Linked DNA regions of Mus musculus: all the other regions are linked to region 1. A link is a loop called in an ENCODE intact Hi-C map of the cell type or tissue named here. Cell type or tissue: left cerebral cortex. All regions are shown on one strand. Region 1 holds the start of Prex1 (phosphatidylinositol-3,4,5-trisphosphate-dependent Rac exchange factor 1). Region 2 overlaps Prex1 (phosphatidylinositol-3,4,5-trisphosphate-dependent Rac exchange factor 1). Region 3 overlaps Prex1 (phosphatidylinositol-3,4,5-trisphosphate-dependent Rac exchange factor 1). Region 4 has its middle 9.9 kb from the start of Gm31117.

Evidence for each region. A loop is a pair of places that touch in the nucleus more often than their neighbours do. Peaks named below come from ENCODE experiments on the same cell type or tissue, not always from the same donor. Only the 100,000 strongest peaks of a DNase experiment are listed, where the experiment ranks them.
Region 2: it touches region 1 in a loop (2.7-fold over the local background); 11 of 42 quality-filtered maps call a loop at or near these places.
Region 3: it touches region 1 in a loop (2.7-fold over the local background); 11 of 42 quality-filtered maps call a loop at or near these places.
Region 4: it touches region 1 in a loop (2.4-fold over the local background); 20 of 42 quality-filtered maps call a loop at or near these places.

What each region holds. Positions count from the first base shown.
Region 1 is chr2:166,707,381-166,715,380 of GRCm38, forward strand. Prex1 (phosphatidylinositol-3,4,5-trisphosphate-dependent Rac exchange factor 1) reads right to left here and starts at 6,452. Exons shown (of 40, transcript NM_177782.3): 1 at 6,135-6,452. The coding sequence starts at 6,338. Gm46777 (a long non-coding RNA gene) reads left to right here and starts at 6,449. Exons shown (of 3, transcript XR_001783555.2): 1 at 6,449-8,000. In left cerebral cortex, no CTCF peak of the experiment used is centred here; DNase peaks (open chromatin) are centred at 4,448, 5,080, 5,618, 6,188 and 1 more place; H3K4me3 peaks cover 3,586 bases; H3K27ac peaks cover 2,944 bases.
Region 2 is chr2:166,631,054-166,639,053 of GRCm38, forward strand. It overlaps Prex1 (phosphatidylinositol-3,4,5-trisphosphate-dependent Rac exchange factor 1), which reads right to left. Exons shown (of 40, transcript NM_177782.3): 4 at 7,262-7,366; 5 at 2,313-2,414. Among named protein-coding and RNA genes, the nearest start is that of Gm50596, 68 kb to the right of the region's middle. In left cerebral cortex, no CTCF peak of the experiment used is centred here; DNase peaks (open chromatin) are centred at 787, 2,019, 4,717, 6,003 and 1 more place; H3K27ac peaks cover 5,900 bases.
Region 3 is chr2:166,619,375-166,627,374 of GRCm38, forward strand. It overlaps Prex1 (phosphatidylinositol-3,4,5-trisphosphate-dependent Rac exchange factor 1), which reads right to left. Exons shown (of 40, transcript NM_177782.3): 6 at 1,798-1,959. Among named protein-coding and RNA genes, the nearest start is that of Gm29679, 59 kb to the left of the region's middle. In left cerebral cortex, no CTCF peak of the experiment used is centred here; DNase peaks (open chromatin) are centred at 3,548 and 4,054.
Region 4 is chr2:166,771,969-166,779,968 of GRCm38, forward strand. No RefSeq gene overlaps it. Among named protein-coding and RNA genes, the nearest start is that of Gm31117, 9.9 kb to the left of the region's middle. In left cerebral cortex, CTCF peaks have their summits at 3,577 and 4,515; no DNase peak of the experiment used is centred here.

The sequences.
Region 1 (8,000 bases):
GGAGTAGCAACAGGTACAGCTACATCCTCATTGCCAGCTTGGGGGGCTCTGACCCAGGAAGCCAGCGGGTAGCTGGCGAGAGCAGGGCCTCATCCCCACACCCCTAGGCCCTGAGTCGGTCTGAGCAAATTCAGTCAGGCCCACTGAGTTCATCAGGTGTGGGGAACTGAAGGGAGGCTCTGTGGGAGAACTGCGGGATATGGAAATGGCTTCGAGAGAATGACTAAAGATCACAGGGAGCTAATGAAGTTAGCGCCCCCTCTCCATGCTTTGTAACCAATCTTGATCTCTGGAGGAAGCAATTGATGCAAATTCATGGGCTCTTCCCGGGCTATCTTAGACCTTGCTTGTGTTACGTTTTATTATCTCAGTTGTGAACCTCTGGGATGACCTGACATCTACTGAGAAAGGACCACAACAGACTCTCAGGGCTTTGCCTAGGCTATGTAACGCCACAATTTGTTATGCCACGGGTGGCTTGGGATGTCTCCTTGTCACCTGCAAAAAGTTCTTGTTATATAGATGACATAAGGTTGGGTGTTTTGCAACTCTGGAAAGCCAATGATACTTCTACCTACCCTGAAACCCTGCTGGGGCTGGGTGATTTGAAAAGGCTGCTAAGTGACAACCCTAGTCCCGGGGTGGGGAGGGGGATGGGCCACCTCCTTGTGAATTGTTAGCCAGGAAAGCCCCAGAGGCTCCACAAACCATAAAGGCTACTGCCACAGATGCTGGTCACATGCCAATCATACGGCAAGACCCTAATGCTGAAGATACTACACGTGCATGCATGTGTGTGTACATGATCTGACTGCAGGACATGGAGAAACTAAGCTAGACTGAACTGGGAAGTGCCAGTCTGACAGCTGGCCTTTAGAATCCCAGAGATGGCCTGCAGGGCACTGGTAGAGAACTGTCACCAACATTCCTGCCAGGCTACAGACCCTGGGAGCTGAAACACTGACAGGCAAGGCAGGCTGTGCGTGCTTGCACAATAGTGGTTCGATTGTCATGAGTACAGCCTTCCAATCAGATTTAAGGCCTACACCACAAGAAAGGGTTTACATCTGGTACTGTAAGCCAGGACAAAAACTTGTGGCTGGGAGGTGCTAAGTCACTAGACGGACGTGTCGTGCCTGTCCCATAGATGTGTTTACGCCCATAGATCATTTATCAGCCTCAACTCATAACCCCCTGTGAAGCTTCTGAGAACAAGTGACTGTCACCGTTGCGTGGTGGCCTTTTTCTTAGTCATAAGTGGACATCTATGGTCACTCCTTCCAAAGCTTGGGGATCACTGGGGAGGAGGGGGGCAGGATATATGTAAGAGCAGGAGGAAGTGGTAGGGTGTTGTATAACAGTCTCCTTCAAGATTAAAACATTCCATCCTACAGGGAGCTTCTTAAGCAAGGAGGTGAACAACCAAAAGGTAGCTTCCGGAACTCCCTGAAGCTGAGCAGACTCACCAGGCCCCTTCCTGCCAGATGAGCTGCCTGGATGAAGCAAAAACCAGCCCAGCTGCTGGAAGAGGTTTAGACCAGCTGAGCCACCTGGAAGGGACACTCTCCGGCCCCCTGAGCTGCTGCAGGTGGTGGTGTGTGCTCCAGGTTCTCAGCTTCCTGAGCTGCAATCTGTGCTGTGTGGGCTTTGATGAGGCAACTGTCGTGGAGTCATTTCTGCTCCCGTGAGTAGCCAACCCCTCCCCCATATAAGTGACCCCAATAAAGCTTTGGTGGTATCTATACTTTGGTCTGTTGTGGGATCCTTAACTGGAGTAGATTCCTCTTCCCAGGAAAAGTTTTGTCATGTGACACAAGGTCATCCTAGGCTGCATGGCAGGTCCACTGCCAGTTTGGACTACAGGAGATCTAATATCAAAAAATAAATTAAAACTGGGGAGCTGGCAAGATGGTTCAGTGGGCAGGGATAGGCTTCCAGGATTAACGACCTGAGTTTGGTCCCTGGGATTCATCTGGTATGGTCCCCTGACCTGATGCATTGACACACACATACACATACACACAACACACACACACACACATGAATAATGTAATAAGGTTTTAAAGGTTTTCATCAGCTCTGGTCCAAGCTGTCTGTGCTGTGCATGTGCATGTTCACGTGTGTAGGTGTACATGTATGTGTATATGTGCATGTGTGCACATTAATCGGGAGACCCAACGTTGATGCCAGCTGCTCTCCTCTCTCTCTATCTATACTGAGGCAGGGTCTCTGACTGAGCCCCTAGCTTTCCCACTGGCTGGTCACATTGCCCCAAGGGTCCCATCTCTACATAGCAAGTGCAGAGATTAAAAACGGACAGCCACACCTGCCTAGCTTTTCCCTGGGCTCTAGAGAGCTGAACTCTTGTCTTCACACTTGCAAGGCCAGTGCTTTACCCACTGAGCTGTCTCCCCGCCCCCATGATTACTGTTTACGTCCCCAAGGCAGAACTGCTGTGCCCACACTTCGCAGCACCCTGCTTTTCCAAACACAAGCCCACAAAGATGCCCAAAGCCACTAGGTACTCATTCTGACCGGAAGACTGCAGAACCCAAAGTGTGCCCTGCACACCCAGCCCAGGCCCTTCTCCCTAGGGTAGGGCTAGGAACATAGGGGCAAAAAAAAAAAAAAAAAGCAAAAACAAAACAAAACAAGGAGTGACTCTGCAAACCACAATTTCTTGTTTTGGTGAGCAGGCTCTGGAGAGAAAATCTTTATTAGTCTCCTCCCCCAAAAAGCAGAAGCATGAGATGCATTCTGGGAGCTGTGTACCCATGATCCCTTGGGGTAGGCCTGAGAAGACCCTCCGGATGCCTGGAAATGACAAGGTCTCTGTCCTCACTCAAGAGGAGTCCTCAGGGCAAGGCTGACAGGACCTCCCCCCCACCCCAAACCCCAGGGTTTTCTGCCCACCATGCAGTATCTTCTTCCTTGCCAGCACTCTAACCAACCCAACCAAGGAACAGGGAGTGAAGGACTCAGCCAGTCTAACTCTAAAGGGACATCCTATCTACCAACGGTTACCCCAAAACACCATCATCGGTCTGCAACCACCTACTGTGTGTCAGACAGTAGGCATTAACTTCAGGCTCATTCAAGTTCCATGATACCTGTGTCAAAGAGCTGCTCCACTGCACCCAAAGTACAGATGTGGAAACTGAGGCATGGTACAAGTTGGTCTATGGGGGAAAGCCTGGCCCCACACTCACCACCAATAAACCCAGAGCAGAGAGGACATGGGGCCACCGGGGAGCTCACTTCAACTTGCTGCCTCAGTTTCTTCATCTGTCAGTGGGCTATCAACAGCACCCTTCTCTCGGAGGGGTTAAGTGGCTGCCACAGGCAGAATGCTGGGCACTAAATGACAAAGGTCAGCTCTTACATAATGGCACCTGTCATGTTACTATCCCCACTGGTGCTGTCCAAAACAGCCCCAAGATCTCAAAGTAGAGACCCAAGGTTCCCAGTCAACCCCCCCACACACACACCACCCCTGCACGGTCAGTAGCATCTACAGTGGCCTAAGACTGCGCTAACATCACCATAACGCATCCCAAAATTTTCTGCTTCCTCAGCTGAGGTCCTAGGATCCTAGGAGACAAGGAAGGGCACAACCCAGTGTCTGGATGAAGCCTAAATCCAGTGTGGGCACGCTGAAGGAGCTCTGAAGCCTCAGGAGGGGAACAGAACAGACTCTTTGGTTTCCGTAGCTGGAATCTAGAGATCAACAGGAAACTCAATGGAAGTCCCCAGGCTGTCTCTAGTGAAGGCTCAGACCCCATTCCCTCCGGGCAGCTCCCTATGACAGCCTCCTCTGTGGGAGCTCAACCTACTACCCTACTCACCTGTAAGATTAATTATCACATAAGGAATAACCCCAGTTGATATTTACATAGCTGACTGCCTGCAGGCACTGCTTAGAGTATTCAAGATAAGTTACACAATCCTATAAAACCAACAGGACAACCTCTAGTCTCCTCTCCCACTTTATAAGGGAATAAAGGCCCAAAGATGTCAAGCCAGCTTGCCTTAAATCACAGAGCCAAAGGCCTCACACCACACAGTCTGGCTCTGAATTTGGAGCTCTGGACCTTGTATTATATTATTTATCTGTCTGGTTGTTTGTTCATTTGTTATTTGTTTATTTATTTTCAGGGGTGCACGTATGCTATGGTGTGGCCTTAGGGATCAAACTCAGGTTCTCAGGTTTAGAGGCAAGTGCCTCGAAAGCTCTCATCCTTCCCACCAGCTCAAGCTCTGGACTTTTTAAAGAACCCATTTTGCCACTGTAAAACTACACTGGCTCCTCCCAGACAGCCAGGAGCCCAGGGAACCCCCTCCAGCCAGGGTGTACAAAAGCTGACAAGTTGGGGTGGGGAGAATCCCAGAAGAGCTGCCCGCTCTTCTGTGCCCTACTGCATGCAGAAAAGCCCGGGTGGTCAGAAGAGCATGCAGCTCCCGGCCAAGCTTCCAGGACTAAGTGGCCTCCCTCGGGTTGCCTGAGGGCCATTCCCTAGTGGCCAGAGGTGGCCTCCAGGGCTCACAGGGCAAGACACACTACTCAGGTTACACAATCAGTCCTCCACTTCTGGCACTGGCTTGGGGACCCAAGTAAGGGCAAGGCAGAAAAGCAGCCTGGGGTCCCCTGCTCTTGTACACGTGGGGAAACCGAGGTCAACACAGGAAGCAACGGTGTCCCAAGACACAATAATGTCTGTCTGGCTCATCTCAGAATGCCCCAGTCACACAACAATGGCTGTCCACAAACGACAGGTGTCCTGGGATGACATGAAAGTCAGAGAAAACTTTTCCCCCCCTGGTTTCTTTAATTCTAAGAATGTGGACTCTAATCAATTTCCATTATCCTAGCGGCCCCGTCTCCGTAGGGACGATTTAAAACCGCAGTCAACCTAGCACAACAGCCAGGGGCACACATGGGGGAGTGGGTTTTGTTTTTTTTCCCCCATTAATATAAAAACTAGTTTAGATTTCCTGTTTCTTTTTAAGGCTGAGCAGCTCAGTCACTGCGAGGGGGAAGTGAGGAGTTCCCTAGAATCTGTCATTGCTCAGCAATGCCAGAGTGGCTGCCTCTTTCATTTAGAAACTGCCAGCTTCAAGCCCTACCCGATTCTCTCTCTCTCTCTCTCTCTCTCTCTCTCTCTCTCTCTCTCTCTCTCTCTCCCCCACCCCCTTCTCAACTGTGAGAGAGGAAGAGATGGGAAAGAAAGCCAACCCTGTCTTATTCTCACAGGCCTTTCCAGAAGGATCCTTGGGCCAAAGGGCTTTCAATGCCTCCACACAGCGTCTTCCCCCCCCCCAACTTCGTACTCCCTCCTCCCTCAGTGGGAACCCCCCCCCCCGACCTCACACAGACTCCCCTGCATCCTTAAGCCATTGAGTGTTTCTTTTTCCCAGATGGAGAGAACTCCAGTGTGATTGGGGGTCTCTTGAAACACACACACACACACACACAAACGCACGCCTTCCTGAAGCAGGGTTAAGACTTCCTCCAACCCAAGAAGGGAGTTAAAGCGGCCCCAGCAGGAGGCACGGAGATTAAAGCCCTCAGGTCTCTAAGACCAGCCCTTCCCACCCCCTCCAGTTTTCTCACTTCCTAGGAGGGTAGGGAAGTGGCCCCTTCCTCATTCTCACTAGAGACACCAGGGCAACTACGTACCGGAGTTTAAAGCCCCCGCAGGGCTGCCCTGGGTCACCGCCCTGCATCCAACCCTACGACGTAGCCTGCAGAACTATCCAGAGCAAGGGACTCAACCTCTCTGGAGCCGAACTCTTCCCTGATCTTAAGGATCAGAAAATATAACCTACTGATGAGCCCGGTAACGGCACAGTCTGCTGATACCAGTGTAAGGTGCGTGGTACACAGACGCACTCGGACGCTGTTTTGCAGTCTAAGGCTTTGACTGTGCAATTCGAGCTGGGGCAAGGCTACGGAGCCCAGGGTCCCCGGTGCAGCTAAGGAGCCCCTACCCGGGCTTCTCCCTACACTGGCCCCCCAGCGGGGCGGCCCCGGGCAGCGGCCGCGCGGATGTAACCATTTCAAACTATGCACAAGGCGGGGAGCCACAGACAAAAGCGCAACGCGGGCCGGCCGGCCACAGGTGGCGGGAGCTCACCGACTGCAGGAAACGCAAGGTGCCCACGTAGTCGCGCTCGGTGCCCAGGATCTCGTTGAGTACGCACAGACGGAGGCGCAGCTGGCGCTCCGAGTCGCGGGCGGCCGCGCACGGCCCGGAGACGGGGCCGCGAGCATCGGGATGCGCACCGTCCCCGCCTGGGTCCCCGCCGCCGTCACCACCACCGCTGCCGGGTGCCTCCATAGCCGCGCGGCGCCCGAACTTCCCGCGCCGAGGTCGCGCCGCGGCTTAGGCGTCCGGGCTCCGCATCCCGGACAGGCGCCGCTCAGCGGGCCCGGGGCAGGCGGAGCGGGGGCGGGACCTGGGCGGGGTCATGGTGTATGGGCGGGGCCTTGGTAGAGAGGGCTGAGCGATGGGCGGGGAAGGAGGCGGGGTCAATCTGCTAGTGGGCGGGGATCTTTGTAGAAAATGGACGGGGTGGGGCGGCACCTCATGCGGAAACTGGGCGGGGACTAATGGAGAATGGACTGAGCTGGGGCGGAGTCTGGTGGGATTGGGCGGGGATTGGGCGGAGCCCCCTCCCGGCTTCCAGGGAGCGTCGGCCAAGAGCCGGTTCGTGCGCGCGCCGCACAGTCAGAGTTTGGGGCTGGAAATGCGTCGCCCCAGACCCCAGTCAGGTCGTGGTTCTGCTGAGTCTGTAGGCCAAGACCCATTCAGCAGTTCTGCAAGAGCAGCTCGCGCCATCCACCCGTAAGGAGTGCCCCGTGGGTGATCTGCTGGAGCCGGATCAGCGACCACCACGCGCATCTCCTGACGCCCGGAAGAGCAGCTCGACGCCCCCACCAACACGGCCGCTCATGCCCTCGGCTTACGGTGACCTTGGAAGAACTCTAGCTGCATCTTTGTCCTTACTTCTGTTTCTCTTTCCGTCGGAGCTCTGCGCCTACTGTCCCAGCGCTCCCCATCCCTAAGCAAAGGTGCCCACTTGGACGAGACCGTTGCAGGAAGCCGCCCTCGTACCCACCAGAGATAAAGCCAAAATGGGAATTTTGCTGCCAGCCGACAGGCTGTTCTGTGTGACCTTGATCTTTCAAACGTTCAGTTAACGTGCTAACCCCCCTTTACCCTCGAGAGGCATTGGGACCCGAGTCAGCCTCTGGGGTTCAGCCCCTCATTGATGACCTTGGTCAGCACCCCCATCCCACCTAAAGCTCCTCCGTTTGCCTCACAGTACAAGGGGAAGAACAGTAACACCTAACTCTTAGGGACCAGCATACGGCTGAGCCATAGTCCCTGGAAAGTGATTTTAACACCCTAGAAAGTCTTATCTTCGTTCTTAATTATTCCTGCCTTTGTCAACTGCCCTCTTGACCGGGCCTCTGAACTGCTTGTTCAATCCCTACCTGCCCCGCCTCAGATCTATTATCTCCTATGGAGTCAGTCCCTGTTTCACAAAATAGCCTCTGTGGAGTGTCATCATTTCTGGGGCAGGAGCACTGTCCTCTATTTACTTCCCTTCAAGATGCCTAGAATAGTTCTCTGGGGCCTTGAAGTAAAACAGTCTTTTGCACAAGGATAGAGGAGAGACTGTGGTAGCTCCTGCTACCCCTGGCCCTGTTCCTTTGGGGCCTAGGGCACCGTGACATTTGATGTGGGCAAGGTATCCTAGGTAAATGGATGTAAAAGGGTGAGCCCATCAGGTATTGGTCATGGAGTGAGTGTTTCCAAAGAATCATTATCTTCTTGTTTCTGAGCTTTCCAGACATAACACTGCTTCTGTCCTTAGATCCAGCACCTTTTTGGGTTTCAGTGGGCCCTGTCTTGAAATCATTACTCGCTAGCTGGTAGCAGTCACGAGCCAGCCAAATCCAGCTGCCTGGGTGACCTTGGCCAAGACACTTCACC
Region 2 (8,000 bases), 76 kb before region 1:
AAGACTCTAGAATGGGACTGAGCAGCAGCAGCAGCAGCTCATGTGCTCTGGCACAGCCATTTATGTCCCTTCTCTGTGTCCCTAAGGCCTCGCCCACCCTCCTGACTACACTGCAGGGGTGTGCCCTCACTGCATAACAAACTGAGAAGCACCATGGTTACAAGCTCTGCACTACAAAGGAGAAACTGAGGCATAAGGAGTGGCATGACTGACTCAAGAGCTGGCACTAATAAACTGCACAGCTGCAACTCTCGCTCACACAGGCAGCCGTGGACTACCAAGCCCAGCCCTAAGGCAGGACCACTGAGGGGTGGGCAGCCATGGACTACCAAGCCCAGCACCAACACAGGACCATCGAGGTGCTCGACAGGGCCAGAGAGTGGGCAGCCAGGCTTGCCATCAGCAGCACATCCTCCTGCTCGCTTTGGTTTGCCTTAGGGGTGGGAGGTTGAGGGTTTTTTTTTCCCCTCTGTTTCAAAGCTTTGCAAAAGCACAAGTTCTCAGCTCATGAGTTACAAGAGCAAACTACTTGCTGGATCTGGCCCTGGTCTCCCCAATCTCTCTCTAAACCCCACAACCTGTGTCTTTCTGAGAACTAAGGACTAGTGTGAATGCAAAACAAAAGGGTAGGGGACAGACCAAGGGGCACCACCTCCAAGGGACAGCTCAGGCTCCATGGCCAGATCCGCCTGCAGCTTCAGAGCCCAGTCTGTCCACTGCCCGGGCCCTCACTGAAGTCACAGGAGGATGCAGCTGAGCTTCCTGGGGAGTCCCTCAGAGGTCCAAGCGGCCATGGCCGGAGGAAACACAGGGAGAGCTGAGCCCCACTCCCACAGCTTCATGTGTTAGCACAGCACGCTGCGTGGGCTGGAGAGACGGCTCAGTCCTGCTGTGGAAGAAAAAGGGTCCGACCTCAGGATGCAAGCTGGGACCTCTGCACTCACACAAAGGCCAGGTGTGGTGACACACGCTTGTAAGCACTGTGCTGGGGAAACAGAGACAGGAAGGCAGGCTCCTGGAGCTCCACAGCCAGGCAGGCTAAGGTCCAGGTCCCACTAAGGCGCTCTATCTCAAAGACAGATAGATGGCTCTGAAGAATACATACACCCAAGATTGGCCTCCGGTGTCCACACACACAGAAGAACCATGACCCCAGCAGTGCTGACAGCTCCAGGATGCTGTCAGCTCAGATGCTCAGGGTCATTCACCTTGAGATTTCCCTCAGCACCATCCTTACCCTCCCTGCAGTTCATGGAACAAAGACAGAAGTAGCCCCTGCGAGCAGGTTCAAGAACGAGGCATGGGCAGTCAGTTAGATTAGCCTGCCGGCAGGAAGCCCCACAAGCCAGCCATCAGACAGGCGTCGGGACAGAGTCAGGGTTGGCACTAGCCAACAGCCACCATTCGTAAAGTCTGGGAAAACAGAACCAAGCAGCAGATGGGGACAGGGCCATCCACGCAGCCTGGGACCTGCCTGCCTGTCGGTTCTGAAGCTGAGGATGAAGCTGTCAAGGGTCAGAGCTGCCCTGGACCGCTCGGGCAAGACCAGGCCAAGGTGGCTAGCAGGGAAGGTGACAGCAGGTGCATGGGTGGCTTTCCTAGTCATCCCATGCCCCGCCAGCAGAGCCCAGGTTTTGGTGCCAGCCTGTCTGTCCCTCCTTGGGGCTGTGGCATATGGGTTTCAGTAACTGGCTTAAGGCTCAAGTCTGAGTAAAAAGTAATAGGTTCAGGGGCAGAGCACCTGACCCAGATCTCAGCCAATCAGAACACAGTCCTGCTCTGCACACTGCTATTGGACTAGAGCAGAATGTGGGTCCCATCTTAGCCAATCAGAGCATAGCACTACCCAGTGGCTAATGACCAAGGGAAAAGCAATGGTCTAAGGAGGTTGGAAGAAGATCAGAGGGCTAAGCCAAAGTTTCCCATGATTGGCTAACGTCAAACCACATGACTCAAATCCAAACCATTTGGAATACACCATTCCCTCAGCCCCAGATGGCTGGCCACAGCCGGAGTGACTCTCGGGCTGTCCGTCAGAACTCCAAGAGAGAAACTCACTGTCTTCTGCTGACTTTAAACTTGACAGGGTGTGAGTCCAGATGCCTACAGCCATCTGCTGCCTCGCTAGAGATGAAGTTGGTTGTGGAAGCCCAGAGAACAGCAGAGAAAGAGGCAGAAGCTGGGCACGCCTGGCCTAGGGCCAGCTCTGCCACCAGACACCACGGATCCTAAAAGCTAACAGCTTCTCTTATCAGTGGCAGGCCGGCAGAGCCCGCCATTTTTGCCTGGGGACAGGTCCACGGGAGTCTCACCTTGAGCAGGAGCGGGTACTTGCAGATTCTCTGGATCGGGGACAGCAGGTAGCCTTCCAGAGGAATGTCAGTGGTCTTCCGGCCCCCCAGAAGCATGCAGCTCTACAAAGGACATGAGAGACCATCATTAATAGACTTGAAGAACAACACGGGAGTGTGGGAACTCTCAGGACATAGTGCTCAGGAGCAGCTATGCGACCCTAGGAGAGGGGCAAATTCTGAAACTCTGCAGAAACCTTTATGGTGCCGCATGCTGGGGCCTGGGGCCTGATCTCACCCATGCCATAGCCGGTGTTAACACGGAGTCACCCCACACACAGTGCCTCAGCAGTTAAGGTGGACCATAGAACTGCAGATCCAAAGACTTTGACAATGAAGATTTTACAGACAATTTCACCATTCTGGTCGGAGAAATCTCTCTCTCTCTCTCACACACACACACACAGAGAGAGAGAGAGAGAGAGAGAAGAGAGAGAGACAGAGACACAGAGAGAAACAGAAACAGAGAGACAGAGAGAGCAAACAGTCAAACAACCTTATTTAGGCTGACCAAACCTGAGAAGCCCTGAATAACCTTCGGTAGAGAAGGAAAGCATTTTTGCTTAAATTGGTTTGTAGCCATACATCAGCACCCCAGACATCAGGGAACATGGGAGAACCAGGGTCACATACAGCAACACAGATAAACCCCCAAACCTACTGGAACAAGAAAGAAAAACAGAAAGTTATGGACAGGACAACCCCATTCATAAACCTTTTAAAGGCGTCGAGAAAAAGAAACCCAAGTGTTTGGGTTTTGCTGTTCTGTTTGTTTATTTTCGTGTGTATCTACGTCTGTCTGCATGACGATACTCCACGTGGATGCCACGGAGGCCAGAAAAAAACCTCAGGTCCCCTGGATCTAGAATCACAGGCAGTGAGAGTCCCAAGCCCTGGTCCTCTAGAAGACCAGTAAGAACTCTCAACTGTGCCTCCATCCCAATGTACGAGGAAAAAAAAAAAAAAAACGAACATTAAGCAGAGTCACCCCAGATTTCAACAGGCTAGGAACCGAGAATCTTACTTCTAAAATGAGGGTATGTGGTGGCCTGGGGATGCCTAGAAGCTGGGAAAGTCCAGAACCAGGACTCTGCAGTGGTTAGCAGAGCCCCCATATACACCCAGCCCAGTACCAGTACCACTGGGTAGACTGAGCTACCCAGTACCAGTACCACCAGCAGCAGCAGCAGCCCTGCCTCCCAGCAATGCCCTCGCCTCTGCTCATCCTGGGCCCGGCCCACAAAGCCTTCTCCTGCCCCAGCATGTGACAACGGCCAGAGCCTGACCTCCAACCAGCCAAGAACTGGGAACTGTTACTATTTCAGTGCACAGCTCAGGCACTGGAGTTTGGGGTTTTCAGAACCAGTAAGCCACAGACGGTGGCGTGGGGAGTTACAGGTGTGCATGCTCCCGCTTGTGGGTATGGAGGCCAGGGGTCAACATCAAGTTGTCCTCTGTTGTATCTACTTATTTCTGAGTCAGAATTTCACTATGTGCCCCTGGCTATTCTGGACCAGGCTGGCCTTGAACTTAGAGATCCATCTGCTTCTGCCTCTGCCTCTGCCTCCTAAAGTCTAGGATTAAGGGCCCACACCATCACACCTGGCTGAGCCTGGAGCTCAGTAATTACATGAGGCTGGCTGGCCAATGAGCCTCGGGGATCCACCTGCCTCTGCCCTCCAGCACTGAGATTACAGGTGTGTACCACCATGCCTGGCTTTTCACACAGGTTCAGGGGTCAAACTCTGGTCCTGACTTCCTTTACTATCTCCTCAGTCCCTCTCAAGACTCCTTCACCTAGTGCTAACACAGAAGGCAATTTATTCCATGTCACAGGTAATGTCTTCCCTTTATGAGGGACTCAGACACGAGAACTCATCTGGTAGATACAGGAAGCATGAATTTCAAGTCTGAGGTTGGCGGTCTTGGTACCAAGTATAGCGTATATACACAGAGACAGCATCACCAGCACCTCAGCCTTCCCCCTCTGCAGAAAGAAATTAGCCTGGCCTCCCAGGAAACAGGACCTCCTCCTATGGTTTACCATGATCCCAGCGTGGTTAAATATACAGGCATATAGCCTCAGAAATGAGTGTGCCTGCTGACCCCTAATTCCCATGGGGTAACTACGCACCCAGAGTTGGCCTTAGGACCAGGGAGGGATGCCCGACAGCCCTTTGGGCATCATCATAGGCTCCCGTCTCTGAGAGGCACAATTCTGGATCCTGGCTGTAGCTGCCCACACATCCTTAGCCTCTGCATCTGCCCCTGGCACAGGGGAGGGGTCCTGGCTGCGGCAGCTGGGTGATACCAGACCCCACACTGCGCACACTTGGGCCTTTGTCCTCACCACAAGCTGCCTGGATGATGTCAGTTCCAGGCGAAGGAGAACAGAGAGCTGAGGATGAGAGGACTTGCCAGAAGTCCTTTAGATTCAAACGGGATGACCACAGCCACCACCGGTCCCAATGCTCCGACACCCACATTGTCTTGCTATTCCTTTTCTTCTTTGCGACAGGGTCTCATGTACTCCAGGCAAGCTGTGAACTCACTGTCAGGAAGGGATCACTGTGAGCTTTCTGATTCTCCTGTCCCTACCTCCTGAGACCTGGGATTACAGGCACCCAACAATATGCCCAGTTTCTGTGGGGCTAGGTAGGGAACTCGGGGATGAACGCACACTGGGCGAGCGCTCTACCAACTGAGCTACATCCCTGGCTGGCTCTCTTTCATTTGAAAGGAGAGCAAGCAAACACTCAGACTGTTCACTGCTCTCCTGCCTCTTCCAGGCCTGGAGACAGAATTCCTCAAAACCCCTGTTGACACACGACCCTCAGATGAGTGCCGCCCCATGGCGACCCTAGCCCTGTGATATCCACGTTCACTCTCTGGGTATAGATCACACTTAGACCCATGGCTTTAGAGAGCACCTTGACTGAAGAGCCTCCAGCTCCCTCCTCCAGCACTGCTCCTTCCTGCAGTCCAGGCTCCAGACTCCTCTGCACGCCTTGCTTTCACCTAAAAGGGCATTCCTGCTTGGCCTGCCTGCTCCCCCACCATCTGAGGACAAACTACTCCAGTCAGTCCATTGGTGGGGTCTCATGACACTTCTAATTGTCAACTTGGCACAGCCTAGAATCACCTGTGGAGACTTAGATCCAAACAGCCCATGGGCATCTGTGGGGATCGTCTTGGCTATGCTAATTGATGTGGAAAGACCCAGCCCGGGGTGGGCAGCACCACTCCCTGGACTGTGCCCCGGAATGTCTAAGAGTGGCCATGAGCTGGGTGGTATGATCCTGCCAACCTCAGCACCATGTCTCATTCAGAGAACTTAAGGCTACATAATACATCTTTAAGGTATACCTGGTCAGCCTCCATGAGGACAGGGACATCTGCTTTGTCCACTACTGTACCACCCAATATTGATCCTCTCACGATGACAGGCTCTCCACACAAAGCCACCAAGTGAACTCATAAATCGACCATTTAACAGACACAGAAACACTGAAAGCCAAAGTCTCCGAGGCCTTCCACAAGTGAACAGCCATCTCCAACAGAGAGCCAGCTTGTCTGTTCCCAGCACAGTCACCTCCCATGGCATCCATGACAGCTCTTTTGCAGGTGGCCAGAAGCTATGAGATGCCAGCCAGGAGGGAGACAGATGGTACAGTACAACACCCCACACGCCGCCCTGTCTACACAGCCCCCGGGCAGCTGCCACCAGAGCGTGGCAGCCCAGCCCACCAGAAAGGCTGCGTGCCTGCGTGAGAAGGAAGTGGGGGACTCTTCCTTTATAGTGCCCCCTTCATTTCACTGACTTCTTCTTGCTCCCGCCGCCCCCAGGATCCCTGCAGAGTCCAGGGGTGGGTCCTAGGCAGCAGGGACTAGAGAAGGACAATGTTGCTCTGAGACCAGGGCAGAGGGACCTCCCTGTCTTTGTGTTCTGCCCAGACTGTTTTATGAGCACAAGAACAAAGAGCAAAGTTCAAAGGTCCAGACGGCAGGAGTAAGGGAGAACTGGCCACGAAAGCTTGACAGAGTGGAGACAAAAATGGGATAAGAGCGGGGCAATTCTCCGCCCTGGGATGCTCACTGGCCCTGGAGGCGTATGAACGTGCCAGTGAGTGCCAGTGAGGGAATCCCATGTGATGCTGGCATCAAAGGCCTGGGGATGCTTGGCAGGAGGCTGTGCAGAGTGGAGATGATGGCTCAGAGGGTAGAGGGTGGGGGGAACGCTGTGGTGCAGGTTAGATGCCTGTGAGCCTGGCTAAAGCCTCCCCAGCTATACCACTGAACCAATCGATTCCATGAGCCAGAGCTCTCTTCTCATGGGAAAACGGCAGCATGGACCATGGAGTCCCCGAGGTTTCCCTGGCCAAATGTGCAGGGACTCAAAGGTCAGAGTCCAGGACTGGTGCCCTGACAAGCTCTCTTCAAGCACAGATCCTGAGAGACATCTGGCATCACGAAGTCCTCAAATCTACTGTTGACAAAGGATGGGGTGGTACCCTCATGCCTTCTTAGACATTTTAGATGGTCACAGGGCTGACCAGAATAAAGCCTACACTCTACCAAGCATTATGGCACGTATCTGTTACCCCAACACCACAGAGGCTATGGGAATTATCACAGTGTGGGCTACAGAATAAGATCTGTATCAGTAAGTGAGAGATGGGCAAGCGAGATGGCTCAGCAGGTGAAGGGTGTGTACCAGCCTGAGGACCTGAGTTCCATCCCCAGAATCCACTTTGATCCTTCCCTTCCCTTTACTTCAGGCCAGAAGTTGGAAACTGACCCTAACCTGGCCACTGCCTGTTTCTGTAAATAGCCCGGGGAGATCCCCAGATAGGAACTGTGGGCTGCTCCGGAGGTCAGAGATGGATAGAGTGGGCAGGGCGGGCACTCACCAGGAGGAAGGCACGCACAGCAGGGACCTTGTTGAGCTCCACCAACAGGCGCAGGGCCTTCTCGTGGTTGCTGCAGTACTCCTCATACACACAGAACTTGTCCTTCTGCAAGACAAGGGCAGAGCTGTGAGCCGCTGGGCACAGGCAGAGGCAGGCAGAGAAGGCAGATGGGGCTCCCTGGGGTCTTGCAGAGGATCCAGGCTCGGGCCTCGCGATGAAGAGATCCAGAAGCTCTAACCTGCTTCAGGTCCGGGTCTGTCTGTCTCTGGCAGCCTGTGTGACCTGTGACCTTCTAGCAATAGGGAGAAGCCCGTCCCAGACATGAGCTGAGCAAGGGGACCCAGACCTGGACACCAGCTCTGCATTTCCTGCTGTGAATCTGAGGTCCCCACAGGACCTCAGTGTCCTCAACAGCCAAGGTGGTGCTAATAAATGTTAGGGATTTGCCACAACAGGAGGCTACCTCTGTTGACCTCTGGGTGACTCTGAGCCCCAAAGTGGACTCCTTCCAGCCCAGAGGTCACCTGAAGGTCACCAGGTCGCTATGCATCTGTCATATTTCACACTTGGACAAAAGAGAGCTCTCAGCAGGAAGCTTTCGGCTAAGCATTCCCCACTCCAAAGGGTCCCAGAATCGGTCAAACCCCAAACCAGGATGTCCTGAGGAGGCCTCTCAGGGCCTGGGGCCTGCAGAGCCTAGACCTCAGATGAAGGATGGACCAGAGACCCCAGGAAACTA
Region 3 (8,000 bases), 88 kb before region 1:
GTGACAGACATGTCCAAGGCACAGGAAGGAAAGAGCCCTGTTGGTGCAAAGTCACCCACCCAGCCTGGCTGGTCACACATCCTGGTCTATACTGCATTGTGAGCTCCTCGGAGTCACCCCCTCAGCCCCATGGCAACCAGGATGTGCCAGAGTGTGTCTAGAGACTGCAAGGAGCTGAGGACAGAGGCCTGTGACACAGTTGGAAGGCAGACCATGTGGCACTTGCTTTGGGTAAAGCCACAAGTGGCCCCTACAGTCAAAGGAGCCAGATGCCAGGTTGGCTGCCTTACCAGCCACCTTGCCTGATGAACACACCACCCTACCTACTCAGGCCAGTTAACAGAAGCTGGAGGGAGGAAGCTAGAAGCTCGGGAAGCTGGATGGAAAGGGGGAGGGCTGTACTGCTAAAGCCACAGAAAGCCAGGCCCTCCTGTGGCAGCCCGTCTCACAAGGGGGAACCTTATCTCTCCCACCATCCACTTGATCGAGGCCAAACCTCAATGCCCCTTCCAAAGTCCATCTGCAAGGGACTCTGGGAGCTAGAGGGCTCCCCTTGGGAAGATGGCCAGTGAGGGAGAGTTCAGGGGACATGTCACCCCCTAGTCTCTGAACAAAGCCCCAGTCTTCTCTGCAGCTGGACCTTCCATGGGGGGGGGGGCGCCAGTACAAGAAAGGAATATTAAATCCAGGAACACCCAGGTCCCGGTAGGGTTGGGGGCGGGGCTTGGGCTGGGGGTGTCAGACAGCAACGTCTGTCCCCAGAATCTTTCATCTCAGCTCCTAACCTCTCACTCCAGTGGAGCTGGCCTTTCCTACCGGTTGCATTTCCTGTCTGTCAGCTTTCTAGAGACAAGAAACTTCCAATAGTGTAGGAGGCAAGGGTCAGGAAAGTGCGTTGGTTACAGGCTGAGGAGATGGCTCAGTGGGTGAAGGGGCTTGCTGCCAAACCGGATGATGTGAGTTCAACGCCTAGGTCCCACCCAGTGGAAGAAAAGCGCTGACTCTTACCAGTTGTCCTCTGACTTCTACATACATGCTGTGGCACACTGGGCTCACACACATGAATGCACACACACACACACACACACACACACACGTAAGTGTGATAAAGAAAAGTCAGTTACATACACTGTGTGTGTGAAAGCTTGATTCTGTCAACCTGTCAGGACCTAGAATCACCTTCTAGACTTCTGGCTGTGAGGAAGTGTCTAGACTGTGTTTACCGAGGAGGGAAGATCACCTTAAACGTGGGTGGTATCATCATCTGAGTACAAAGGAGAAGAGAGCTATCTCGCCTCTGCCGGCTTCCTGTGGGTGTGCTGGGACCAGCTGTGCGAAGCTACTGCTCTTCTCCATCACGGTGGGCTGCACCCCCAGCTGCCAGCCACAACAAACTCTTTCTTCCTTCCGTGGTTTTCATCTGGCATTTTGTCACAGTGACAGGAAAATAAACTAATACTGATAGATATGTAAATGTTGCCCTCAGTGCTGGCACAAGAAGCACAAAGGCTTGTAGGTGTCAGGAAGGCGAGGCCACACACAGTTACTGAGGGGAGTTGGCATGGCCTGCAGTGACAGAGGCTAAGGAAACAGGCGTCTCAGTGACAGCTACTGGGAGACACAGCAGTGTTACCAAGTTTTCTACCGAAATGTAAAATCTGGGATTTTATGTTTCATTGAGTCAACTAAGTCACTTGTAAGCAACCACACGAGGCAGGCCAAACTGAGGAGCGAGCCCGTGATCTACAGCTCCAACTGGGGGCCCAGCCCCCTCAGCAGAGGACCCTGACCACGCACCTCCCAGCCTTCAATGTGAGACTGCAGCTGCTCCAGGGCCTCCAGCTTCTCCATCTGCCTCTTAGTCTCATTGATGTTGGAGCAGACAGTCTTCATGGCCTGCAGGGCACTCTGTACCGCGGTGTGGTCAGGGTGCTTGCCGGGGGTCCTCTTGGCCAACTCCTAGTGTGGGAAGGGGCAGAACAGAGGGTGATCAGTGCAGGGGCATAGACTCGGGCAGAGGTAGAGTCACGCCAAACCAGTGTGCCAAAGGGAGGATGAGCAAAGCTAACACTTGCTGGCTCATTCACACGAGTGTCAGTCTTCCCAGAGAACTAACTAGATCTGGGGTCACATAGAAGATAAATCCCTGAGTGTCAATGAGGGCGCTTCCAGAGAGGTTTAACAGGGTAGGCTGGCCTTGAACATGGGTGGTAAAATCCCAAAGGCTGGGCTTCCAGACTGAACAAAGAGAAGAACGGCAGCTGAACACCAGCATCCACTCCTGTCTGCTCCCTGACTACAGACACAGAGACCAGCTACACCCCTCTCTTTCCTGATGGACCGGACCTGAAAGAACTGCAATAAAACCATCCTCCCTTATGATGATTTTGTCAGATGTTTCATTCCATTGACAGAAAAGGAAACGAAGACATTCATTTGTTCCCTCCCTCATTCATTAATTCGTTCTGTGGGTGCCATCTGACTGTCTTTAAAGGGAGAGTCAATATACCAGGAAACAGACAAAAAACACTTTGCCTGGTGGGTATCATAGAAGACAGAGGCCAGAAAGCTAAGAAAAATTGGGGACCACCAGGAAGAAACACTTAGAGAAGTTAGAATAGAGAGCATACAAGCACCAATCAGGGAGGCTGGGGACGTGAGGAGGGAGCAACATGGCGGGCAGCCGGAAGAGCGGGCTCAAAGGGCATGACAAGGGATGGCAGGTGACTGGGGGAGGGGGTCACAGAACACAGAAATGGGCAGGTCACAAAGGTGACCACAGACACTGATTACCCCAGCTCTCTTAGTGAACTGGACAGGGGGATACGCCTACTGGGGCTCATGCACAGCTCACTGGTAACCACTCCCCTATGCGTATGTCCAAGGCTCACCCTGGGTTCAGTCCCCAGGACTGAAAGGTAAATAAACGAACAGGCCTCTTGCTCAGAGGACACAGGGCAGAGTGCATAAAGCATCCAGCCCGGTTGCCATCAGCTGACTCTTGTCTCAGACACAGGCCAGGACATTATCAAAGCCGGACAGTGGTTTCCAGAGACAAGGCCTTGTGTAGACCAGGCTAGCCTCACGCTTACTATGTAGTTGAAGAACCCTAAACTCCTGATCCCCCGGCCGGCCTCTGCATCCCAAGAGCTGGGATTTAAAGCGTGTGCCACCACGATCAGTTTATGCAGCACTGAGGGCAGGAGCCAGGGCTTCCTGCATGCTACTCAAGCGCTGTACCAATTCACCTCCCGGCTGATCACAACCACAAGAATCCAACCACTCGCTAGGTGTGGTAAGTGAGATGTGGAAGAGACCTAAGGGCCAGCAGCAGTGCTGACGATGCTGAGGTGGCAATGCCTGTGCCAGGTCCTCGCCTTCCTCGGTCAGGGCATTAGGACAGCATCAAAGAAGTTTCCTGAACCAGACACCCCACCCACCAGCCTGCCATCAAGCACTTCTCTACTTCCTGTGTTCACGGTCAATGTCCCTTACTTCTGCACTGGGTACCAGGGTGGCTCTGGCTACTAACTGGATAAGCACAGGCCAACCACACCCCCACCCCCACATCCCAGCCTCAGCATCACCCTTAGTCCCCTGGCTGGGCTTGAAAGACAGGTCCCAGACTGTCTGACAAAAGAAACTGTGGTAGCCAAAGCCACTGGGGAGGAGGGGCTGGGATTGCAACTCAGGGACACCAGCTTGCTCGGGACAGCAAGGGATCGACCAGGCACCAGCCACACTTTGGTCAGCTCGATAAGTGTCCCAGGAGGCCATTATGGAGCAGCGGCTTGTTCACAGACAGCAGCTGTCTCCTACCCCTGACAGCCTGAGCTAAAAGTCCAGCCACTCCTTGGAGGGGTCCCCCCAGGCAGTCAATGCCCAGCACTCAGACACTTCCTGTTCCCAGCTGACTGCCCCTGCCTCTATTTCTGCCTGAGGTCAGCAATGAAGGTGGGAACAGAAACTAAGCACAAAGGCCAGGCTGGTAAGTGGCCCAAGCTGCGGGGGGGAAGTGCAGACTTTGGTGTCTCGGGCCACAGAGGAGTGTTGGCTCCGCTCCATGAAGTTCCAAGAACTGAGAGTCGCCCCTGCCCCTGCCCCTCTGTGCAGGCTGCTTCCTCCAGGCATGCCACTCAGGCTCTTACAGGGAGAGGAGTCGGGTGGGAGAGAACTGAGCATCAGAGAGAACCCCACAATGCACAGGCTTGTTCACTTTCAACCCTGCAGGGCACTCCTGGGAAAGGGAAGCCTCGGCCGCGCATCCATCAGAGTGCAGCATCAAACCAGGCCACTTCCTCACCAAGAGCTAACCTAGTGGGCTGAATTCCAAATGGAAGAACCAAGACCATACAACTGAGAGAGGAGAACAGAGAAGGGAGCCCTTGTGACCCAGGTCAGGCAATGTGTTCTCAGGCACACACACACACACACACACACACACACACACGTAAAGCAGTCTCATGATCCTGACACTCTACCTCGTCAAGTCCTCACCATGTCCCCGAGGACACGTCCAAAAGGTGGGAAGAAGAGACTACGGAACCATGTCCAAACTAGACAAAAATCACAACCAAACAGCAAAAAAGATGATCCAGGGCTAGGGGGTCAAGGGGGCAGCTCAGTTGGTAAAGTGCTTGCCTTGTAAGAACCTGAGTTTGGATCCCCAGAGCCACCTAAAAAGCTAGGCACCTATAAGCCCAGAAATGGTAAGGGAGGAGGTGGAGACAGGTGGCTCCCTAGAAGAGGGTAGACCAGCTAGCCTGGCCTACATGGTGAGGACCAATGAGAGACTGTCTCGAATAAAAGACAGAAGGTACCTGATGACAGTCACCCAGGGTGTCTGTCTGTCTGTCTGTCTGTCTGTCTGTCTGTCTCTATCTCTGTCTCTCTCTCTGTCTGTCTGTCTGTCTCTATCTCTGTCTCTCTCTCTGTCTGTCTCTCTCTCATACACACACACACACAAATAAATAAATATATAATAATATAATAAAAAATTTTTTAAATAATGTGGGGTGGGGGAGGGGTCCAGATGGGCAGTTAACACTTGCTGCTTTTCCAAAAAAAACCAGAGTTCACTTCCCAACACCCACACGAGGTAGCTCAACTACCTCTGAGTCCATCTCCCAGGAATCTGGCCCCTCTGGCAACCATACTCACATGCACACGGGTGCACACACACACACACACACACACACACACACACACACACACACACAGAGCGAGATTTTAAAAAATAAAACAATTTCTTTAAAAATAAAATTGATGAAGAGAGCCATGCAGAGGGCTGGCCCATCAATGGAGGCTGCTTCCGCACCCAAACCCCTCTTTGATCCCTGGGACCTACAATCTACGTGGTGAAAGGTGGGATTCCCTGTTCATTTCAGAACGCAGCTAAACTCAGGTTTCTCTGGGTAAAGTCAGAACAGAACCAGGTTCCAAGGAGACAGACTGCCAGCCTGAAAATTCCGGGACCCACACCCAAAGTGACAGCTGTATGAACTTACAGGGTCCAAGAGGTATTTCTGAAAGGAACTCCAAGCTCTTTGCTAAGCACCTTGGGAGAATGATGACCAAAAAACTCCACTGGGCCCCACTGGAGTTCAGAGCGTCTAGTAGGCAGACGAGGGGGATAGTGGCTGGGTGGAGTTAATTACATCCTTATGATGGTTAGAGTTTTCCTTGAGAAAGAGGTCTGCCTTATAAAGCAGTGGGCACCCCATCACTAGGGGCATCGATGAGAGGTTCAAGTCTCCTGTGCATCTTGCTTCCCAGACCCTGCTGCCAGGAGACAGAGGCAGCCCACATCCACCCTTTGCGAGCAGGTGAACTGACCTCTCTGAGCCAGAATGTGCTCACAGCGAAACCAGGTAGCATCCCCTGGCGACCCAGCAACAGATGCAGAAGTGAATGAACGGGAACTTCTCGGCAAACAGAGTGAGCACCGGGTTTATCATGGTTGCTATTGTTTCCGTGGTAACGGTAACTCACTTCTTGCTGTCTCTATACAGCCAGAGTAATGACAAGAGCTGTTCAGGTGGGGATCACACAACAGCATCAGCTAGGAGCACTGACTGCACACCAGCACGGAAACCAGCATAGCCAAGCATTGCCACCCCCAAAGAGGAAACTGAGGCACGATCGACAGAGCCTCTAGCCCAAGACCACGGACAGGAAGTGGGGCATGGTAGATGGTAGTTTCAGGTCTCCTTCTGTTATGTATGCTCTTGTAAAACTGTTTGGAAGAGGCCAGCCCTGGGTGAGGGGGGACAGCGGGCCACCACACAAGCCAGGGTGTGAACCTGCACAGCGTCGTTCTACCCTGTGTGGTTTCACAGGTAGCCTGGGGTTCCAGGAAGTAAGGAAACAGGGCAGCAGGCCTGGGCTTCTGCAAGCCACCTCATGCCTCTACCTCCTGCAATCACTTATACCAAGGTGGTGCCCTCAGGTATGACTCTGAGCGACTCCATCCTGCCCCCAAAGTAGGGGTGGTCCTGCCACAGTACAGCCACAGAGTACAACTCAGAACATGAGCTTCTGACACCAGATCCAGCCAGGCAACAAGAAAAGGTCAGGTGTGATACACAACTGCTTGCTCGCTAGGTCTCCATGGGGCCCAACAAGGGCTTATGGGAAAACATGAAGAGGAAGACTGGAAGACAGATGGGACATCTAAACCCACCATTCCTGACCCTCTCCTGGGCTATGGGTCCCAGAGATGCCACTACAGGCAGGCTTCCAGCGTAGGTTCGTGTCGGAAGCCTGGGTCTTCCCACCTCCACCTCAGGAAGGGAGCCCAAGACCCACTCAGCAAGGGCTTCAGCCAGGACTCAGGTTGGGGGGCTCAGAGGGATAAGCCCTCTTTTTCCTGAGGATGTAAGCCTGATGCTGCTGGTGACTGATGGGGAAGCCACCTGAGGGAAGGGCCAACTGAGCTGGAGACACTGGCCTGGGGGGACCCAGATAACACTTTTTGTTTGTTTGTTTGTTTGATTGGTTGGTTGGTTTTTGTTTGTTTGCTTTTTGGCTGAAGCAGGCCCTGCTGGGAGTCCTGGCTATTTTCCACTCTTTTCTGAAAAAGCGAGTGTAAGTTAGGTTTTCTGGGTGTGGAGGTGGCTAACGACATAGAATGATAAATTAGGTTTTTCAGTCACCAGTGGGATGTGGTCATCAAACTAGTGTAAAGACAACGCTGGATTCGTTACTGGGAGATTCAATGAAACCCATCACTGCCTGTACCCTGGCCTTCCAGATGCCTGAAAGTCAACACAAGGCTAAGAGGCCATGCCATCATCTCCGCAGAGAAAAGAGGGGCCCAGAAAGGAAGGGGTGCCAACCACAGGCTAGACCAAACAAAGCAACAACCCTACTTTCTGAGGCTGAGTATAGATTGGACCTCTCTATGTAAGCTCTGCTCACAAAGGCCCCTGCACCAGGCTCCTCTACTTAGCTCAGAGAGCGCAGCCCAAAGGGTCCGGTGCCCCCTCTAGGATGCTGCGGATAACAGTGGAGAGCATCTAAAGGTGTCCGGTTTGAATGAGAACGGCCCCCACTTGGCTCATAGGTTTGAATGCTTAAGTCACCAGGGAGTAGAACTGTTTGGGAAGGATTAGGAGGTGTGGCCTTGGGGGAGATGTGTCAGTGTGGGATGGGCTTTGAGGTTGTAAAAGCCCACTGCAGGCTCTTCCCTGCCCCTCACCCTTCTCTCTCCACCTGCTACCCTGGATCAGGATATAATGCTCTCAGCTACTTCTCCATGTTTGCCACCACACTTTCCACCATGACAATGAACTGACCCTCAGAAGCTGAGAGCAACCTCCTCCCCCGCCCCCAGCTAGATGTTTTCTTTTATACTTTGCCTTGGCTATGGTGTCTGTTCACAGCAACAGAACAGTGACTGAGACAGGGGATTGCTCAAAGAAAAGGAGGGGCTGGGGAAGTGCCTCAGTTACAAAAGTGAGGACCTAAGTAAGCTTGGGTCCTCAGCACTTGTGTGACAA
Region 4 (8,000 bases), 65 kb after region 1:
TCTTGGGACTGAAGTTACATTTTCAAGCCACCATTTGTTGGGGACTGAACCCAGGTCTTCTGGAAGAGCAGCCAGTGCTCTTAGCTACTGAGACACCTCTCCAGCCCTGCCTCTTTTTTTTTTTTTTTTTTTTTTTTTTTTGATTTTTCAAGACAGGGTTTCTCTGTATAGCTCTGGCTATCCTGGAATTCACTTTGTAGACCAGGCTGGCCTCGACCTCAGAAATCCGCCTGCCTCTGCTTCCTGAGTGCTGGGATCAAAGGCGTGCGCCACCACGCCCGGCTCAGCCCTGCCTCTTTTTAAAGACAGTATCTCAGCCAAGCGTGGTAGCACACATTTTTAGTCCCAGCATTCGGGAGGCAGAGGCAGGCAGATCTCTAAAAGATCTGGTCTACATATGGAGTTCTAAGCCTGCCAAGGCTATGTAGTCAGACCCTGTCTCAAAACAAAAACAAATACAAAAACAAAACCCACCAAACAAGCAAACAAGCAGTGTCTCGTGTATCTCAGGTTGATCTCTGACTTGCAATGTAGCCAAGACTGTATTCAAATACCTGGCCCTCTTTTGGGTTATTTCACCTCCTGTCATCCAGGGAAACATACCGACTTGTGCCCTGCTTTTAGTGACTTTGTGATGGCCATAAACCAAAGACACTCTAGACACTCCCAAGGAACGAACTGATGGATAAGCTACAGTATAGCAAGTCATAAAGTACAAACAGCCAGAATGCTTTTGTGGGTTTTTTTTATGGTAAATCTGCACTAGGAATTTGGACCAGAGAGGGGAAAGGCCAATTGTAATGAAGGCCACTGTGCTGCCATAAACAGTTTACCATTAAAGCTGGCTGACCAACAGCTCCAGGGTCCCTCTGCGTGAACTCTTTGAGACTCACTCTGGGTGGCACCGTGCCCCAGGCTGGGGGAGGAATGACTTTGAGACGCTTAGCTCCGATTCTACTACCAACTCTGTTCTGCACAGACTGGGTAGCCATCCTGGAACTGCCACCCTCACATCCCCTGGGAGGGAAGCAAGCACAGCCACCCCTGAGGACCTGAGCAGAACAGGCCTGCCAGGTAAGATTTTGTTCCCTTCCTACAGTCTATGAAGGCAGCATGCTGTTCCCATTGCTCTGGAGCTGAGCTAGAAATCTCTCAAGCTTCCCTGCCCTCCAGGAGAAGGTAAGCATCTTTCTCATGGATGCCAGGTCCTGCACTGCCAGACAGCAAGGCCTCTCCCTCTTCGGTACCCACAAGCTGCCCCTCAGAGGCAAGTCATCCCTTAATGCAGAGACGGGCAGCTCCTCTAACCTCCCTCAACTGCAATCACAGCCTCTTTCAGCAGGAATCCCTTTCTCCTAAACAGTCCCAGAGTCTCAACCTGAGCTGGTCTAGGATGCGAGTCTTGTTATTGTCCTACGATCAGTAAAGGACATGGGGCCGGCCATTTTTTCTGTATCTTCTGGATGTATTTCAGAGATGGGAAGGTTTCTGGAAGGTGGGATAGCCTGCAGTCTCCTGCAGTGTCACACAGCCCTGGGTTTGAGTTCTAACTTCAGCACCCCTCTGCTGTGTGGCTGTGGGAATTCACTCTCCCTCTCTGAGCCTTGACCTGTCTCCACCTCTGCAGACCCTTGCAGGGGCGTTGCAGCGATGGTGGGATGCTGTGGAATTGCACTCAGCTCCCTGCTGAGGGCCTGGCGTGAGGAGGGATCCTCCGAGCCGGCCATCCTAGAAACAGAAAGAAAGCCTTCCCAGAAGAAATCAGTGGGAATTGAAAGGGACTTGAAGAGAAGAGGAAGGAACAAGTGTGGTCAGTGACAGCTGTGACCGGGGAGAGGGACTCTCTCCAGGGAGGGGGACTGCCTACTGAGGACCATGGTGCCCATGAACAGTGGCGGGGACCGGCCTTAGGAAGAACGTGGTCTGTGACAGCGCATCCTGGGTACCTCACTCCTCTTTAAGTTCTTTGACTTTGGGGCAGGTATGCAAAGCACTCCCCACAGCTGTGTCACTATGGTCACTTTAGAAGCCAGACCGGTCCCTTTCTGGGGCTGTCTGGGGCTGTCCTGGATTGGAGCATCTGGCCACTACATCCATGGTTTCTGTAGACATCAGCAGCACCCTGCCCCCATCCGTAACAACCAAAAGCAGCTCTGGAGGGTGGTTCTTATCCTGCTAAGAACTTGAGCCCAAGGCTTGGAGAGAGATAGGTCAGCAGTTAAGAGCACTGGCTGCTCTTCCAGAGGTCCTGAGTTCAAGTCTCAGCAACTGCATGGTGGCTCTTGTACAACCATCTGTCATGGGATCTGACAGTGTACTCATATTAAAAAACAAAAACAAAATTTAGGCTCTAAATCTAATTAAGCCTCACAGTCAACGTGGGACCATAATGATAGCAATGCTGCTACAGCGCTGCTATGAATGGCAGCCATGAGGACTGGCCGCCTCCTTTGTGGCACATTTACTGAGCATTCACTGTGTGCTAATGGCTGTCGATGCAGTATGCATCAGCTGGTCCAACCCTACAGCCCATCTCGTGTGGGTAATGCCAGCGCCAACACCGACGAATTTAACGTCCTGAGGAGACTCTCTCCAGATTTGATCAGTAGCTCCCCGGGACTTACAGGAGACTGAGAGGAGACAGCTTTGGTGGAAGACCCCCCCCCCCAGTTTTGAGGGTTCTTAGTCAGTAGTAGAAGGAAGTGAGAGAAAGGGGGGATGTGGGTGTTTACCTCTTCTCACCCTGTTAAAAACCTGAGCTCAGGGCTGGAGAGATGACTCAGAGGTTAAGAGCTCTGCTGCTCTCCCAGAGGTCCTGAGTTCAATTCCCAACCCCCACGCCCCCGTGGTGGCTCACAACCATCTATAAGTGAAATCCTATAAGATCCAGTTCCAGCTGGGCGTGGTGGCCCACGCCTTTAATCCCAGCACTCGGGAGGCAGAGGCAGGTGGATTTCTGAGTTCGAGGCCAGCCTGGTCTACAGAGTGAGTTCCAGGACAGCCAGGGCTATACAGAGAAACCCTGTCTTGAAAAACAAACAAACAAAAAAAAAACCCCACAACAACAAGAACAAAAAAAGATCCAGTTCCCTCTTCTGGTGTGCAGATGAACGATGTACATGCAGACAAAACACCCACATACATACATACATACATACATAACTACATACAATCTTTTTTTTAAAGTGGGGGAATAGCTCAGCAGTTAAGAGCCCTGGCTATTCTTCTAGAGGACCCAGGTTCAATTCCCAGCAGCCATATGGCCACATGGCAGCTCACAACCCTCTGTAGCTCCAGTTCCAGGGGATCTGGCACCCTCACACACACATACGTGTGTAGTGAGAATTTGGTTTCTTTTTCTATTTTTTGGTTTTTTGAGACAGGGTTTCTCTGTGTAGCCCTAGCTGTCCTGGAATTCACTCTGTAGACCAGGCTGGCCTCGAACTCAGAAATCTGCCTGCCTCTGCCTCCCGAGTGCTGGGATTAAAGGCGTGTGCCACCACGCCCGGCAGAATTTTGGTTTCTTCAACAGAACAAAACAGAAATATGAATGTACTTTCATCTAAATCCCAGGTGTGGCGCTGCGGGGCTGCTTTGGACTGCCCACAGCCTCGTGCAGGGATGTGATTCTGCCAGCTGCTGATAGTTTCTGTGATTGTGTGACATTTGGGATTCTAGGGACTTTTCAGAGAGTATAAAAGTGCTCGAGCCTGGAGAGGCATAGCTGGTTTTTAGTTATTGTTGGTTGTTGCTGGTTGTTGTTGGTCATGGTTTGTTAAGTAGTCACGCGCAAAGAAGAAATTGGATATCCTGCTAGCAGAGATCAAAGTTACCCCAAGGAACTCAACACCCCTACTCAGCAGGAAGTAGTCTAATGACAATGTCACCCTTTTCTGATCCCTGACTCTATTCAGGGATCTTTCTTTTCCTCTCTATCCATTTTTCTCCCTTATCCAGTGTTAGGGGATTGAAAGAGTAGAAGAAAGAAAAACCTACAAAGTAGCCAAAGACAGCTGCATACATGCAGGCAAAACAAAACAAAACAAAACCAATGCATATAAAAATAAATACACCTTTAAAATGTTGCCTCTTCATGCACACATGTGTGTGCACTGCATGCATATGTGTCACGTATACATGTGTATATGTGTATGGGCATTATGCATCTGTGCATGTCCAGATATGAGCATATGTGTGTGTGTATAAGATCTTCAGTAGCTGATGTGTCACAGCTCTGACAGGACATTCATCCATGAATCCCCTCCCTTAGGCTCCTTAAAGTTCCAGTTTGCATCACAGGGCCCCAGGTTAGCTCTGCTTTGCAGCTTCTCTTGGTCCCATATCTCACCTCATCCTGTCCCCACCCCACCCCCGCCTCCCCACCTCAACCCAACCCCACCCCCGCCCCCTTCCTCCTCCACCCCCCCCCCCACCCACAGGGCAGCAGTTTCCTCCCACCACCTGGTTGTTGGCTGTTAATTGCCTCACTTCTGCCACCCATGGGGCATTCCCTGAATTACACTCTGTGGGGTTCTGTTTCTCTGATTGGATACCTGATCATTAACTAGAGTTTAGCTTCCTAGGACAAGGTGACCAATCAGAATAATGAACTCTTGGCAACATGTAGAACAGAGCAGCTAGCCATGGAAATGCATGTTTGACTGCCAGGGCTTCTGACTGCAAGTGACAGAAAAATAACACAATGCTGTAAGAAGCAAAAAAGAACTAGTGGGTGTTTTGTTGTTGCTGCTGTTGTTGTTTTTTAAAGTTAAAGGAAGGGCTGGGGTTAAAGTTCAAGGATGGGCCCCAGATCTTCTGTCAGGATATTTGCCTGCAGCTCTTTGCTCTGTGTGGACTTTATATTCTCTGTCTCTCTGTCTCTCTCTGTGTATGTTTATGTATGTGTGTGTGTATGTGTGTGTATGTATGTGTGTGTATGTGTGTGTATGTGTGTATGTATGTGTGTGTATGTGTGTACGTGTGTACATGTATGTGTGTATGTGGTCATGCACATACTCATGCATTACATGTATATGACACAGGTCATCCATAGGTGTGTTGTATCCTTTGTCACTCTCTGCCTTATTTTTTGGGAACATGGAGCGCATCGGTTGGCTAGCCTGGCTGGTCAGTGAGCCTCGAAATCCTCCTCATCTGGCTTCCAAGTGCTGAGACTGCAAGTAGGCAGCACGATGTCAGCTTTTTATGTGCACCCCAGGGATGCAAACTCAGGCCCTCCTGTCTTCACCTCGAGCTCTTTCCTTGCCAGCCGTCCCTCAGCCACTTCTCTCCCTGGCAACAGAGATGATGCCGGCAGCAGCAACTGTCTCAGTACAAAGACCTCCTCCATCCGTCCGTCCATCTGTCCCAATCCGAGGAACTCTCAGGCTGGGTGCCTGAGGGTCAGCTTGTGGGCCTGGTCCTGAGTCAAGTGCTGTGTCCTGTGCGATGGGCTCATTTTCTCCTTATGAAAAGACCGTGGTATTTTATATCACACCAAACTGGACATTCAAGCTGTTCTTGCCACAATAGTTCCCTAGCCACACCTCCATCTCTCCAATGGATCCATCCCTCCACAACCATTCCATGTCCATTAGGCCAAAGATCCTGGTCCTCTCCCTTTTTAACACTAATGGGGCTGAAGAGATGGCTCAGCCACTAAGAGCACTGACTGCTTTTGCAGAGGACCTTAGTTTAGTTCCTAGCACCCACATGGGGCAGCTCACAATCACATGAAACTTCAGCTCCAGGGTAGCCAAGGCTCCTTTGCAGTCTTCTCTATCCTCAGACACAAGCAAGGCAAACTGTGTCTCCATACCTGTGCCCAAGGCTGGGCTTTGGCTCAGTGAAGTCCTGCCACCATCTACTTGGCATAGCTGTGGTCTGCATTTTTGGGGTCCAGATGTAGTTCCGAGGCCTCTGCTTCCTCCCTCTCAGGGTGTGCAGACACCGATGTACACCAGGCTGTACGCTGGGCTAGAAGGGTGGAGCAGAGCCTGGGACGGGTGGAGCTCTGCCTGATCCAGGTGGGGGTGCTTTTCTGGGGATACTAATGTTGCAGCTCCTTTAGGTGAAGGCCTTCTCCGATGATTTTCAATGAAACAGTTCTCTAAGACTCTGAGAACTTCTTAGTGTGTGCATATTTCTTTATTCTGGGTGGGCTTGTACACATATACTTCAGTTGGGTGAGCCAAAGGTTGTATAGTTTTGGGGAAGGGGGTAAGAATATCCAGGGTGGGCAAAGGTCATTGGCTGAGGGCTAAGGCACTGATATGCCTCATTAGCATAGGGAGGCATCCCAGAAATCTCAGGTGGGGGGCTATGTGACATTCCTCAGGTGTGGGGTCCTGAACACCCACCCCAGAAGAAGAAGCCCCGCTGACAAAGGGAGTCCAGCATTTTGTACTGATCTCAGGGCTATCAGGAAATGTCAGCCTTTGACCTTAGCAGCAGGGTTTCCTGACATCTGCCTGTTTTATTTTTTAACTCCTCCACCACCAAAGCAGCAGGGATGCTTGGAACCAGGCTTGCCCTTGTTGGGACTGCATCCTGCAGATGCTCAGAGTCCAGAAGAGGACATCTGATCTCCTGGAGCTGGAGTTAACAAGTGGCTCTGAGCAGGCCAGTGTGGGTGCTAGGAACCAAACTTGGGTCGTCTGTAAGAGCAGTGCACCTCTGCAAGCCAGCTCAGCTGAGCTCTCTCTCTGGCCTTACTTTGTTCCTAATTCATGGACAGATGATGACCCATCTCTCCACTGCACTGAATTTTATTTACCATAGCTCATAGCGGACATGTGGGGCCTAAGCTTCTCTACTTGGAGTAAATAACCTTGTGTTTGTGTATGAGATTCTGTTTCTTGCTCTCAGTTCTCTTGGCTAAATAGTCAGGACTAAGGTTGCTGGGTCATATGGTGGATTTTTTTAAAATAAGGATTTTATTTTTATTTTGTGTACGTTGGTGTTTTGCCTGAATGTATGTATATCTGTATGAGGATGTCAGATCCCCTGAAACTGGAGTTACAGACAGTTATGAGCTACCAAATGGGTGCTGAGAATTGAACCTGGGTCCTCTGGAAGAACAGCCAGTGCTCTTAACTGTTGAACCATCTCTCCAGCTCCAATCCAGAGTTTTCTGATATCAGCTCTTCTTCGGGGCTCATGCTAGGCATCAAGGGGCAGCAGTCTCTAGCCTTTTGGATAGCTCAAAGTCAGTGGCAATTCTTACAAATAAAATGCATGTCTGGATGATCAACTTACGGATGACCTACTTTTTATATGGGCGAGTCAAGGCTTAGGGGAAAGTCAACTGGAAGAACAAACAGAAATATTTATACTATCTGGCATGATGATTCAGACCTTTAACTCCAGTACTTGGGAGTTGGAGGCAGGTGAATCTCTGTGAGTTTGAGGCTAGACTGGCCTATATCATGAATTCCAAGAGAAGCTAGACTGGTCTACATCATGAGTTCCAAGATATAGTGAGACCCTGCCTCAGGAAAGAAAGAAAGAAAGAAAGAAAGAAAGAAAGAAAGAAAGAAAGAAAGAAAGAAAGAAAGAAAGGAAGGAAGGAAGGAAGGAAGGAAGGAAGGAAGGAAGGAAGGAAGATAGAAAGAAAAAAAATAAAAAATATATACATTATCTTTTGTTGTTGTTGTTGTTGTTTTTGTTTTTGTTTTTCGAGACAGGGTTTCTCTGTATAGCCCTGGCTGTCCTGGAACTCACTTTGTAGACCAGGCTGGCCTCGAAGTCAGAAATCCGCCTGCCTCTGCCTCCCGAGTGCTGGGATTAAAGGCGTGCGCCACCACACCCAGCCTATATACACTATCTTAAACTAGTATTTCACAGTGAATGAATATGAAGGAGCAGGGCATGGGGGTGGGAGGTTCGTGCTTATAATCCCAGCATTTGGAAACTACAGGCAGAAGGATCTGGAGTTCACAGCCAGCCTTGGACACATATCTTGAGGACAGTCAGGACTACAGAGACCTGTCTCAAAAGAT